Regions from separate parts of the Homo sapiens genome. Here all the other regions are linked to region 2. Evidence: read pairs that join two places in POLR2A ChIA-PET (ENCODE). Cell type or tissue: OCI-LY7. All regions are shown on one strand. Region 1 has its middle 39 kb from the start of TNFRSF21. Region 2 overlaps TNFRSF21 (TNF receptor superfamily member 21). Region 3 overlaps CD2AP (CD2 associated protein).

Region 1 (4,000 bases), 96 kb after region 2:
TAGATAGAGTGCTTTTTACACTCTCCTACTATTAGAATTAATTGTTTATGTGTCTGTCTCCACACAAGGCTGTGACCCCCACCAGGACATGACCACACCTTTGTTTTCTGTAGTTCTGTATCTTTAGCCCAATGTGTGGACTACATGACTATTCATTCAATGAATGATGGTGTGGAGGCTGAAGTGACTCCATCTTGGATGCTAATCCACATGTTGACTTCTGATTAACCTCAGTTCTGGGAATGCCTGTAAGGTTTCTATTTTATCTACCGCTCCTTGGGTAAGAGCATGTACTTGCCAAAAATCCTGCCCATAGGTCAAAATGACCTTGACTATAAATCCTGCCCCTAGTCAAATTCTATGCCAAGACATAGTATTCTTGCCCTTCCCTAGCAGGTCAACTTCAGTTGCCCTACATAGTCTTTCCCTGTGGTATATAAGCCCTGGGTCTGGAGGAGGTGATGGTGCTGGGATCCACCATCTTGCCTTGCCCTCAGACATGGCTTCTGTTTGTAAGTCCCTACTAAATGTTTCTTTCTAAGAAACAACACTTCTCAGCCTCTTTCTTCAACCTCTCAGCTTCCTCAGGCTTTGGGGGTAGATTTATATAGATCTGCCCACTACGGAACAGATGAGCATGAAATAAATTATCTTTAAAGTAATTATGAAGCTACAGTATTTAAGTTCCTCACAATTTGAAGTAAGACAATTGTGAAATAATAGAAAAATAAGGATTTGAACAGTAAAGACAGACTAAGGTTTCAATCTAATCCTTGTGACAGAGTAGCTATGTTGGCCAAGTTCCATACAACCCCTGAACTTCAGTACTTTAATTTGGTTGTTATGAGGGTGGGATGCAATCCACACAGAGAAGCTGGCCCATAGAAATTGCTCTAACAGAGCAGACAGCTAATATTACAAGCTTGGTCCAAGTTTTCCTTTCCAGAATTTCCTCCCAGAATTTCTATGTGGCATTTGGGTTAGGAGGGGCAGGTTCTGGCATTGGGTTGTCTAGTTTCAAATCCTGGCCTGACCTCTTGCTAGCTGTGTGCTCTTATACAACTTGCTTTCCCTTTTTGCCCTTCAGTTTCTGCATCTGTAAATGAGAAAACAACAGTACCACCTCACAAAATTTTATGTGAAGATTAAGTAAGATAATATAGGTAACATACTTAGGATAGTACCTGGTCCCAAGAAGTGCAAAGTAAATGTGAGCTCTTGTTACTGAAACTCCTAAGCACAACCCACACATTAAGCCTCTTACCTTTGTACATGTTATTCCTCCCTTTGGCAGCCTTGTCTTTCTCATTTCTGTCAAGACCTACACATTTCCCTAATCCTCCAAACCAAAATTTTTAGTTAGCTTATTTTTTATTTAATATTTATTCAATATTGATGAGAAGCATCATAGCAACCATCTCTAAACTTGGCTAATCATAGGAATCATCTATGGTGTTTGTAGAAAACACAGATTTGTGATCTTATCCCAGAATTTCTGAATCCTGAGATGTGCACTGTTAACAATATACCAGGTGGTCATTATGATGAGCAAGTTTAAAAAGCATTACCATATAGCAAAGTTCTTGAATCTCTTTACCAAGCTCCATGACCTGGGTAAGTTTATTTAACTTCTCTAAGTCTCAGTTTCCTCATCTGTAAAATGGATATAATAATTGTATCTATTTAACTGGATTGTTATGAGGAGGAAATGAGATATTGTGTAATGCATTTACCACAATACCCTGGCACAGAGTAAACGCCCAGTGTCCGCCTGTATACACAGTATATTATACTGTGTGCTAATATTTAACACACATTATCTATTCCCCCTGCCAAAGGTACAAGCTAAATATCATTATCTTCATTTTACAGATAACACTAAATTAACATGTGTTGAATAATTACTATGAGAAAACAGGCTTATAAAATTTGACTGCCTTGGCTGAGTGTGGTGACTCACGTCTAATCCCAGCACTTTGGGAGAGGCCAAGGAGGGAGGATCATTTGAGATCAGGAGTTTGAGACCAGCCTGGGCAACACAGTGAGGACCCATCTCCGAAAAAAAAAAAACCATTTTAATTAGCTGGGTGTGGTGGTGCACACCTGTAGTCCCAGCTACGTGAGAGGCTGAGGTGGGAGGATCGCTTGAGCCCAGGATATCAAGGCAGCAGTGAGCCGTGACTACACCATTGCACTCCAGCCTGTGCAACAAAGCAAGACCTTGTCTCAAAAAGCCAACACGGTGAAACCCTGTTTCTACTAAAAATACAAAAATTAGCTGGGCATGGTGGTGTGCACCTGTAATCCCAGCTACTTGGGAGGTTAAAGCAGGAGAATCGCTTGAACCCAGGAGGCAGAGGTTGCAGTGAGCCGAGATGGCACCACTACACTCCAGCCTGAATAACACAGTGAGACTCTATCTAAAAAAAAAAAAAAAAAAAAAAAAGCTACATCGTCTAAGATCGTAAAACCAGCCAATGGCGGAACTGGATATCAGTAAAAACCTTTATTGCTTCAAAGACCACCATCTTGCCACTATACCACACTGGGTCACACACAAGATTTCTTTCTCCTTCTCCTCCTCCTCTTTCTCCTCTTCATCCTCCCTCTTGTTACAGTTTAGGGCAGTGGGGGGAGGTGTTACTGGCATTCAGTGGCTAGAGGCTAAGGATGCTTCTAAACATTCCACAATGCACAGGACAGCCCTTCACAAGAATTGTCCAGTTCCAAACGTGAATAGTGCCAAGGTTGAGAAACCATGCCCATAAATGACAGATTTCCTAAGGGCAGGAACTAGGTACCACTCGTGTTTGTATCCTCTACAGCAGTCCTTCTCAATATGTGCTGCATTCTGTAACCACTTGGAAAGCTCCCTGAATCACCCTCAAAATGTTTGACTTAATTGTTCTGAGGTGAGGCCTGGGCATTAGCATTTTTTAAAGCTCCTGGGATGATGGAGATGTTCGAAAATTGAATTGTGACAAGACATAATTCTGTAAACTTACTAAAAAATCATCGAATTGTAACTTAAAGTGGGCAAATTTATGATATGTGAATTAACCTTCAACAAAGCTGTTAAAAATAAGAAGAAAAAAGCTCCCCAGGTCTCTTATGTTCCTCCCTCTGTGAGAACAGCTTTTCTTAAGGGTTTGCCATAGTGTTTTATTCATAGCTGCTGCTTGGCAGATATTAATTGTACAAACTGAAATGTAACTAGATTGATTTAAATGTGCAGAACAATGACCTCTACATAATAGCCAGAATATAACTGCTTTAAAGCTCTTCATAGAAATTTGTATTACGTTGAAAATGGCAAAGTCCTTTGGCCCAAGAGCCTCAGCAGTTTGGACATCTGAAGCTGGCTGAGTGGTTGGCTTCCTAGGGATCATTACGACATGGAAGCTGAAAGGGCACTCAATGTACATTTCTACCAAGCAGGACACTCAGCTTCCTGCACCCAGAAAAATTGGAAGCAGCTCTTTTCCCAGTGAATTGTGGGGAAACAAACTGGTTATATATCCATGAAATCATCCACTGTGACTTAAAGTTTTCATATTAGATTTCACAATCAACACCCCCTTGCCAGTTAAGCCATATTTCTTTCTGATTGGTAGTAGTAAGATAAAACTGACCTATTTTTTGTGGTGTGACATATCATTACAGGCCTATGTGAAATTATGAGTTTAAATGAACTAGAAAAGGAGAATCCTTTCCAAAAGTGAGTGCTGCCTTGCTATTTGGAGAAGATAAAACTTACCAACTTTAGACTTATCATGAGGAAAACTAAACTGTCCACCTCCCTTTTTGGCATCAGAATAAGGGGAGGGTAGATCACTACTATACTTGTGGAGGGCAAAACAAAGATCTGAGTCCCCCTTTCTGGGGTCCATTTTAAAAGACATACAGACAAATGAGTGTAGCTTCTCTGGGGATAAAAAAAATTCATTTGATTTTGTTTTACCTAAAGCAGCTTTTTCTGAAGATGATTTTCAGACTTTTT
Region 2 (4,000 bases):
ATAACTCCTGGGGCAAAGCCCCAAATCCCCAGCAGTACCACCATACACAGGGAGTACAAGCCCATCACAGGATGAGAATAAGGAGTCTCAATTAAGCCCCCTGCCTTCTGATTCACTTGTTAGATGGGACAAATTTCAGAAATAAACAATGGACAGAGAGTAACATACTGTGCAATTACCACTTGAGCATCCCTAATCCAAAAATTCAAAATCCAAAACTTTTTGAGCACCAACATAATGCCACAAGTGGAAAATTCCACACATGAGTACTTAACACAAACTTTGCTTCATGCATACACTTTTTCTAATTTTGTATAAAATTACCTTCAGGCTATGTATGTAAGGTATATGTGAAACATAAATGAATTTCATGTTTAGATTTGGGACCTATCCCCAAACTATCTTATTATGTATATGCAAATATTCCAAAGTCTGAAAAAATCCAAAATCTAAAACACTTCCAGTCCCAAGCATATCAGATAAAGGATACTCAACCTGTAATAAGAACTGGCAGCCAAAAATCCATGTTCATTGGCTATTAAAATTAGAGTTAGAGCTGGATCCAAAACGCTGCTAGACATTGATGTATATTGTTGAAATGTGAAATCAAAAATTTAATATTGCCTTCTCAGCCTCCATCATAACTCAAAGGCTATAGCAGAACCAACGAGAAAGTTGTAGAGTGCTTTGACATTACTGTTCTCAAAAAATAAACAACAAAAAATAGCTACTATTAGAATCTTTTGGTATTATAGAAGAGATAAGGGGAAGGAAATAATTAAGGTGTACAAGAGTTTGGCACTTAGGAAGAAGCTGCTTTGTTCTCTCATTCGTTGACCTAATGATTTTATTATGAATCACTCTTTTTGACATGCACTCTCACCTTCTTATTTTTCCATGGGCCCACCACAGGTTTGGGTTAACCAAATCCTAACCTTGCATCAGTCATATGTTATCTTTCTTTTAGGCATCATCAAGGACATTAGGCGACTTATTCTCACGTATCTAAATCCTTCTTTGAGCCTTAGGCTTGTCTTCCAGCTCTCTCCTTAAAGCCAGTCTCTAAGAATGCGTGGCAATGCTTTGCCTCTAAACTCCCTGTATTCAAACTGCCGCCATTTTACTTAATTGGAGGGTTAACATCTCCCTCACTTTCCCCCAAATCCAGCTACTTAAAGCCTAGTTTTACTTGTGAATAATATTTCACACCTAAATTATTTCTTAGAAAGTCATAAGACACTGGTGTATGCCTCTGAATGTTTATCACTTGGGTCTATTAATAAGTATTTTTTTCTGAAATTCCACACTTCAAAGAAGTTAAAAATATGCCAGAGCTTTAAAAGACCACCTTCAAAGTCAATTAGCACCTATAAATTGTTATTATCCAGTTACTTGGATAAAAGATTCACCTGATAAATGATTACATCAATTGTCAAGAATTACTGCGCTATCAGTATAAAAAGATAAAAGCATTTGGACTTCTTAAGTACATAAAGTATACTTAAACGTAAGTATAAAGTATGCAAAATGAAATACTTTGATACACAAAATGTGATATAGAATGATAGTAAACTGAATTGATGTCATAAAAAATCTCTACCTAGCTCTTTTAGGTAACAAATTTGGACCACTGGAATAATAACACAGACCGGCCCTTTAAATCTTAAGTGGGTTTTATCTAGTCTTAGTGGCAGCATTTTCTTTACTTTGGGAATATGTTCTGAAACCTGAATTGAAGTCTGTGGAAAATATGATTCAATATCCAAATCTGAACTTTATTCATGGCCTTTCAGGGAAGTACATACAATTAAAGAAAGGCTAAGTAAAATGAGTTACATCATGGTCGTAACTACCACTTGTAGAACACTTTCAATGAGTCAGGCATTTTATATGCTTTATTTCTCATCTTAATCTTATATAGCAGACTTGAAAATGTGAATAACAGAGGCAAGGAAAGTTGAAGTAACTTACCCTTCATCACCTAAGCTAATATGTACCAGAGCCAGGATTCAAATCCAGCGCTGTCTGGCTCCAAAGCCAGGGCTTATTAGCTATAAAGAAATCACACTCCTGGGTCCCCTCAGTTCCCATCTGATGTGCTCCACGGAACAACCCAAGGAGGAGAATCAGTTCTGTCATCAACTGCCGCTAGCACCACCTGCATCCTCAGGAGGCAAGAATGCTGCCTTCATAAGCCACATCACAAAAACACCCTCTGGAGGAGAGGCGGTGTAGTAAAAAGTATTTTTTCTTGGTTTTGTTCAAAGTGTGTCATGCAAAATGGATTGTAAATGGAGTAACAAAGAGAGCTTTTACAAATACCGATTCACGCTCTGCCCCCTGGAGATTCTGATGTGACTGGTCTGCAGGTAGGGTCTGAGCATCAGTATTTTTTTTTAAAGTTTTCTAGATGATTCTAATAGACGGCCACTGAGAACCCCCGTCCTAGAAGGTAGGGTGTGTGTGTGTGTGTGCAGGCGTATGCGTGTGTGTGTGTGTGTGCCTATCCACCGAATATGTTATTTTTCTTTGTTCCCATACAACTGATAAAATTTGAAGCATAGGGGCAATAGGTCGGTGGTAATGACACACAACAAGGGCTCCATTACCTGGGTGGTGTCTTCCATCAGCCCACGAATCTTCTCCACAACATCGTTTCTCCGGTGCTGGCGCAGGGCGCTAATTAGCTGGGCGAGGCTGGCCTCGGGGCCCCGGATGGTCCAGTGCTGCAGAGCTGCGTAGGCCCGCTCGTGGTCGGCTGTGTACCCATTGGAGAAAGCAGCAACCTCCCTCTCACTGGCATTGCAAAGAAACTGATAGATATCTTTCCACTGGCTTCCCACTTGGGCTGCTACAAGCTTCAGGATATCGATACCTACACCAGAGAAAAAATAAAAAACAAATGAGGGCTTGTAAGGGAAGCTTCTTACATAAGGCAGCTCTGCTTTAATGAATGAACTAGAAGAGGCACGCTTTCCTATCGCTGTATGTCAAAGGAATGCATTGCCTCCCTTAAGCACTTGGCACAAGCAGCTCATCTTGTGGACTAGCTGGTACCCTCATACAAATTTCACTTCCTGAGTGTGGAACCAGAAGAAGGAATGATCATGGAATTATAATAAATCAGACCCAAAAAGATGTTTCGAAAGCCAAACCCAAATAAGGTATTCACGGTGATTCCTCTGTTACTATAGTAATACACCCTTGTTGAAGGAGAGGGGTGGATAAGTTCCAAGATCCCCAGTGGATGCCTTGAAGCCATGGATGGTACAGAGCCCTATACATACTACGCATGAATTTCTTTTTCCTTCTTCACAATGTATGGATAGAAGATTCCTTCTTCTTGTAGATCTTAGCAACCTCAGCATACAATTGACTTTTCTTATTAAGTGGGGAACTTTCATGTTTTCACTTAAAGGAAGCACTTTATGGCCGCTGGCATATCCAAATTATCAGCATCACTCCTCTCGAGCTTTGGGCCAATATTAAGTAAAATAAGGGTGACTTGAACACAGGCACTGTGGTACCAGTACTGAGACAGTCAATCTGATAACCTAGACGGCTACTAAGTGACTCACAGGCAGGTGAGGTCTCCAGCATGGATATGGTGGACAAAGGGATGATTCCCTTCCCCAGCAGGACAGAGCAGGATGGTACGGGAATGTGAGATTTGATCGCATTACTCAGAATAGTGCATAATCTAAAACTTATGAATTGTTTATTTCTGGAATTTCCCATTTAGTATTTTCGGACCACAGTGGACCACAGGCAACTGAAACCTTGGAAAGCTAAACTGTGGATAAGGGAGGACTACTGTACTAAATACAATAGTAACCAAGTAAGTTAGAGGCTCCCATCTAAAAACATGGTGACTTCATGACATTTAGAAAAAGGGAAGCTGCAAATTAAAACTGTAATGGACTTTACCCAGAACTGTCTAGGTAAAAGGTTTTCAAATTCTGGGAATGGTGTCCTTTATATCAACTAACAGTGTGCCCAG
Region 3 (4,000 bases), 360 kb after region 2:
AACATCAATATGAATTAATCTAAACATTGAGAGGAGGGAGCAGGTCAGAAGCATACACGCAATCAGTGTATTTCATTTGTATAAAGTTGAAAAGCATACCAAACCAGAAAATATATTATTTTAAGAATGTATTTGCGTGTGGCAAAATTAGAACAACAAATAAATAATAATAAATACTATAAAACTTTTTCTATGGAAGAGGGGGGGAATAGGATTAAGGAAAGAGGGTCGCTTTTTGGGATATCCAAGGTACTGGTAATATTTTATTTCTTTACTTGGAGTTCAGAGGTTTTCGCTTTACTCTTATAATAGTAGATCTTTATAGCTTAGTTATCACTAAGAAATTATTGCCAAGAAGTTAGTTTTGAAACATTATATAAATAATTTTAAAATTCCTTCCTTATGTATTTTTTCTTCATGAATTTTTTCTTTTTTACTTTTTCAAGCTGTTATTTCTACAGTATTCTCAAGAATTTTTCAAGTATTTGTTGAGACTGAAAATGTCCATACTTTTGATTTAGAAATTTGATATACTAACATATTCCTCCCATTCCTTCTGTCTCATTCCTCGATTCCTTCCACTCCTTCTGTCCCCAGAATAATGAATCAGCCAAACAAAAAACCTCGATATTTGAATACCAAATCACAATTATAAATATGAAAATTTTAGCAGCATGAAAATGGTTTAAAATTTGTGAAAAGACATAATATTGAATATTCACTTAAAGCTATAGAAAAAAGGACAACTATATAGAAAGATTAGAAGGGAACACGGGAAGGTGAAAAGATGAGTTGAGGAGAGACTATTGGCTAGAGTTTTTAATTTGTTTGGTTTTTGGATTTTAATGTGTTATTTAATTTTTAAAAATAGAGAAAGAAATTCAAAGTCTAGGTTATGTTACCAGATAAACTGTTAACTTGCCTTGTATTGTGATGTGTTGATATTCATTTTACCAAATTGCTTGGGCTTTCAGTTTTCCAACCTGGAAAATGTATGATAGCCGAATATAGAAAATTTCTTCTAAAGGTTAGATATTATTTCTGTCTTCGTGAGCTGCTCTGAATTTGCTTGATTTCTTGATCTCAGATTTGTCTTGGTTTTGCTGAATTTTTAACTGTTATATTGAACCATTCTAACTAGAGAATCTTACATTTTTCTTAATTAACATTGCTATTGCCCTTAAAAAGTTTTTCCCATGAACTGGTAGGTTAGGTAACAAAAAGCCTGTAAACATTAGTCAAATAAATTATTTAATCGAAAGACTTAACAGTAATAAGTACTTTGTTTTTAGGAAAGAACTGGAAAAACTGCGAAAAGATTTGGAAGAAGAGAAGACAATGAGAAGTAATCTAGAGGTAATTAATTTCTTCCAGCATTGAGAGTTTAGTGAGCATAAACTGGACATGTTTTTCCCAACCCAACTGGGTAATCGGTTCCTGTACAAATTATGCTATACTACTTCAGTTGGACATACACACAATGGACTACTATTCAGTCACAAAAAAAGAATGAGATCCTGTCATTTGCAACAACATGGATGGAACTGGAGGTCATTATGTTAAGCCAGGCACAGAAAGAGAAACTGCATGTTCCCACTTATTTGTGGGAGCTAAAAAAAATTGAAACGATTGAACTCATAGAGATAGAGAACAGAAGGATGGATACCAGAGGGTGGGACGGATATTAGTGGAATTAATTAGTGGCAAGGGTATTCTTTTGAAATTGGAGTCAGTCCTCTTAAACCCTGCCTCTGCTTTATCAACTAAGTTTATATTTTGTAAATCCTTTGTTATTTCCACAATATTCACAGGATCTTCACCAACAGTAGATTCCACCTCACAAAGCTACTTTCTTTGCTGATCCAAAAGAAGCAACTCCTCATCTGTTCAAGTTCGATCCACTTTTAATTCTCATTGTCTTGCTGTTTTTACCACATCTTCAGTTCTTTTCTCCACTGAAGTCTTCAATCCTCAAAGTCATCCCTGGGAGTTGGAATCATCTTCCAAAATATTGACATTTTGACTTTCTCTTATGAATCGTGAATGTTCCTCATGGCATCTAAACTGATGAATTTTTTCCAAATGGTTTTCAGTTTATTTGCCTACATTTATCAGAGGAATCACTATCTATGGCAGCTATAGCCTTCCAAAATGTGTATCTTAAATAATAAGAATTGAAAGTCTAAATGTCTCCTTGATTCATGGGCTACAGAATGGATGTTGTGTTAGCAGACCTGAAAGTAACATTAATCTCCTTGTTCATTTCCATCAGAGTTCTTGGGTGACTAAGGGCATGGTCAGTGAGCGTTCATATTTTAAAAATAATCCTTTTTTTTTTTTCCTGAGCAGTAGGTCTCCACTGTGGGCTTAAAATATTCAGTAAATCATGCTGTAAACAGATGTGCTGTTATCCAGGCTTTGTTGTTCCATTTGTAGAGCATAGGCAGAGTAGATTTATCATAATTCTTAAGGGCCAAGGATTTTCAGAATGATAAATAAGTGATGGTTTCCATTAAAGCCACCAGCTGCATTCACCTAACAAGAGTCAGCCTGTCCTTTGAAGCTTTGAAGCCAGGGATTGACTTCTCTCTAGTTATGGAAGTCCTAGATGATATCTTCTTTCAATAGAAGGCTGTTTTACCTCCTTTGAAAATTTGTTTCCTGTAGCCAACTCCCGTCTTAGCTAGATCTTCTGGATAACTTGCTGCAGCTTCTACATTAGCACTTGCTTTACCTTCCACTTTTATGTCATGGAGATGGCTTCTTAAACCACATGAACCAGCCTCTGCTACCTTCATACTTTTCCTCTGCTGCTTCGTCACCTCTGTTGGGCCTTCAAAGAATTGAAGAGAGTTAGGGCCTCACTCTGGATTAGGCTTTGGCTTAAGGAAATGTTACAGTTGGTTAGATCTGCTATCTAGACCACTCAAACTTTCCTTCATATCAACAATAAGGCTGTTAAGTTTTCTTATTATTCATATGTTCACTGCAGTAGCACTTTTAATTTTCTTCAAGAACTTTTCCTTTGCAATCAAAACTTGGCTGTTTGGGGCAAAAGGCCAATCTCTTGACCTGCTGTGGCTTTCAACATTGCCTTCCTCTCTGAGCTTAGTCATTTGTAACTTTTTATTTAATGTGAGAGGGATGTGATTATTTCTTTCACTTGAACACTTAGAGACCATTTTTGGGTTATTAATTGGCCTAATTTTATTATTAGGCGTGTTCTATCTCAGATAATAAGGAAGGCCAAGTAGAGGGGGAGAGAGTCAGAAGAAAGGCTGATCAGTGTAGCAGTTAGAACACACATGACATTTATCAATTAAGTTTGCTGTTTTATATGGGTGCCAGAACAATTACAATATTAACATCAAAGATCACTGGTCACAAATCACCATTAACATATATAATTACAGTGAAAACATTTGAAATATTGTGAAAATTGTCAAAATGTGACACAGTGATACAAAGTGATCACATATTGTTGGAAAAATGGCATCAATAGAGTTGCTCAGCACAGGATTACCACAAGCCTTTGATTGTAGACAATGCAGTATCTGTGAAGCACAGCAAAACGAAGTACAATAAAAAGAGGTATCCCTGTAGTTCTCTCTTCTGTGCAGTTAAGCTATTTTCATTCTTTCTTTGCTCAGGGACAGGACTGGTAGTGGTGACATATGGCTGTAGATTCACTGCCTCCCATTTAAACTTAAGAGTTTATCTTAATTCTCCACTGGTGATTGGCAATTTCGACTATTTCCTTTATCTTTCTTAGCTTTCTTTTTCTCCTTCACTAATGTTTATGTTCATTTGCATTATTCTTTCTGCATATCTCAGAGAAAGTTGTATCCTACCTTTTTTAGAGACTCTTCCCATTGTTTAAGTATTTCATACTCCCTTCTGTTTTTTATTCTGCCTGATTACTTACCCTATTTCTTTTGTCAGCAGTTTGTAGAACAAGAGAGAATTGGGGACTTGCAGTTGGAAAACCTTGGCTCTTATC

Evidence for each region. ChIA-PET counts read pairs that join two places held together with the same protein. Peaks named below come from ENCODE experiments on the same cell type or tissue, not always from the same donor. Only the 100,000 strongest peaks of a DNase experiment are listed, where the experiment ranks them.
Region 1: POLR2A ChIA-PET joins it to region 2 with 7 read pairs; 2 of 35 experiments call an interaction of 5 or more read pairs at or near these places.
Region 3: POLR2A ChIA-PET joins it to region 2 with 7 read pairs; 2 of 35 experiments call an interaction of 5 or more read pairs at or near these places.

Annotation. Positions count from the first base shown.
Region 1 is chr6:47,346,732-47,350,731 of GRCh38, forward strand. No RefSeq gene overlaps it. Among named protein-coding and RNA genes, the nearest start is that of TNFRSF21, 39 kb to the left of the region's middle. In OCI-LY7, no CTCF peak of the experiment used is centred here; no DNase peak of the experiment used is centred here.
Region 2 is chr6:47,250,647-47,254,646 of GRCh38, forward strand. It overlaps TNFRSF21 (TNF receptor superfamily member 21), which reads right to left. Exons shown (of 6, transcript NM_014452.5): 4 at 2,610-2,875. Among named protein-coding and RNA genes, the nearest start is that of TNFRSF21, 57 kb to the right of the region's middle. In OCI-LY7, CTCF peaks have their summits at 2,204 and 2,408; a DNase peak (open chromatin) is centred at 2,185; H3K4me3 peaks cover 118 bases; H3K27ac peaks cover 3,120 bases.
Region 3 is chr6:47,611,181-47,615,180 of GRCh38, forward strand. It overlaps CD2AP (CD2 associated protein), which reads left to right. Exons shown (of 18, transcript NM_012120.3): 17 at 1,293-1,356. Among named protein-coding and RNA genes, the nearest start is that of ADGRF4, 85 kb to the right of the region's middle. In OCI-LY7, no CTCF peak of the experiment used is centred here; no DNase peak of the experiment used is centred here.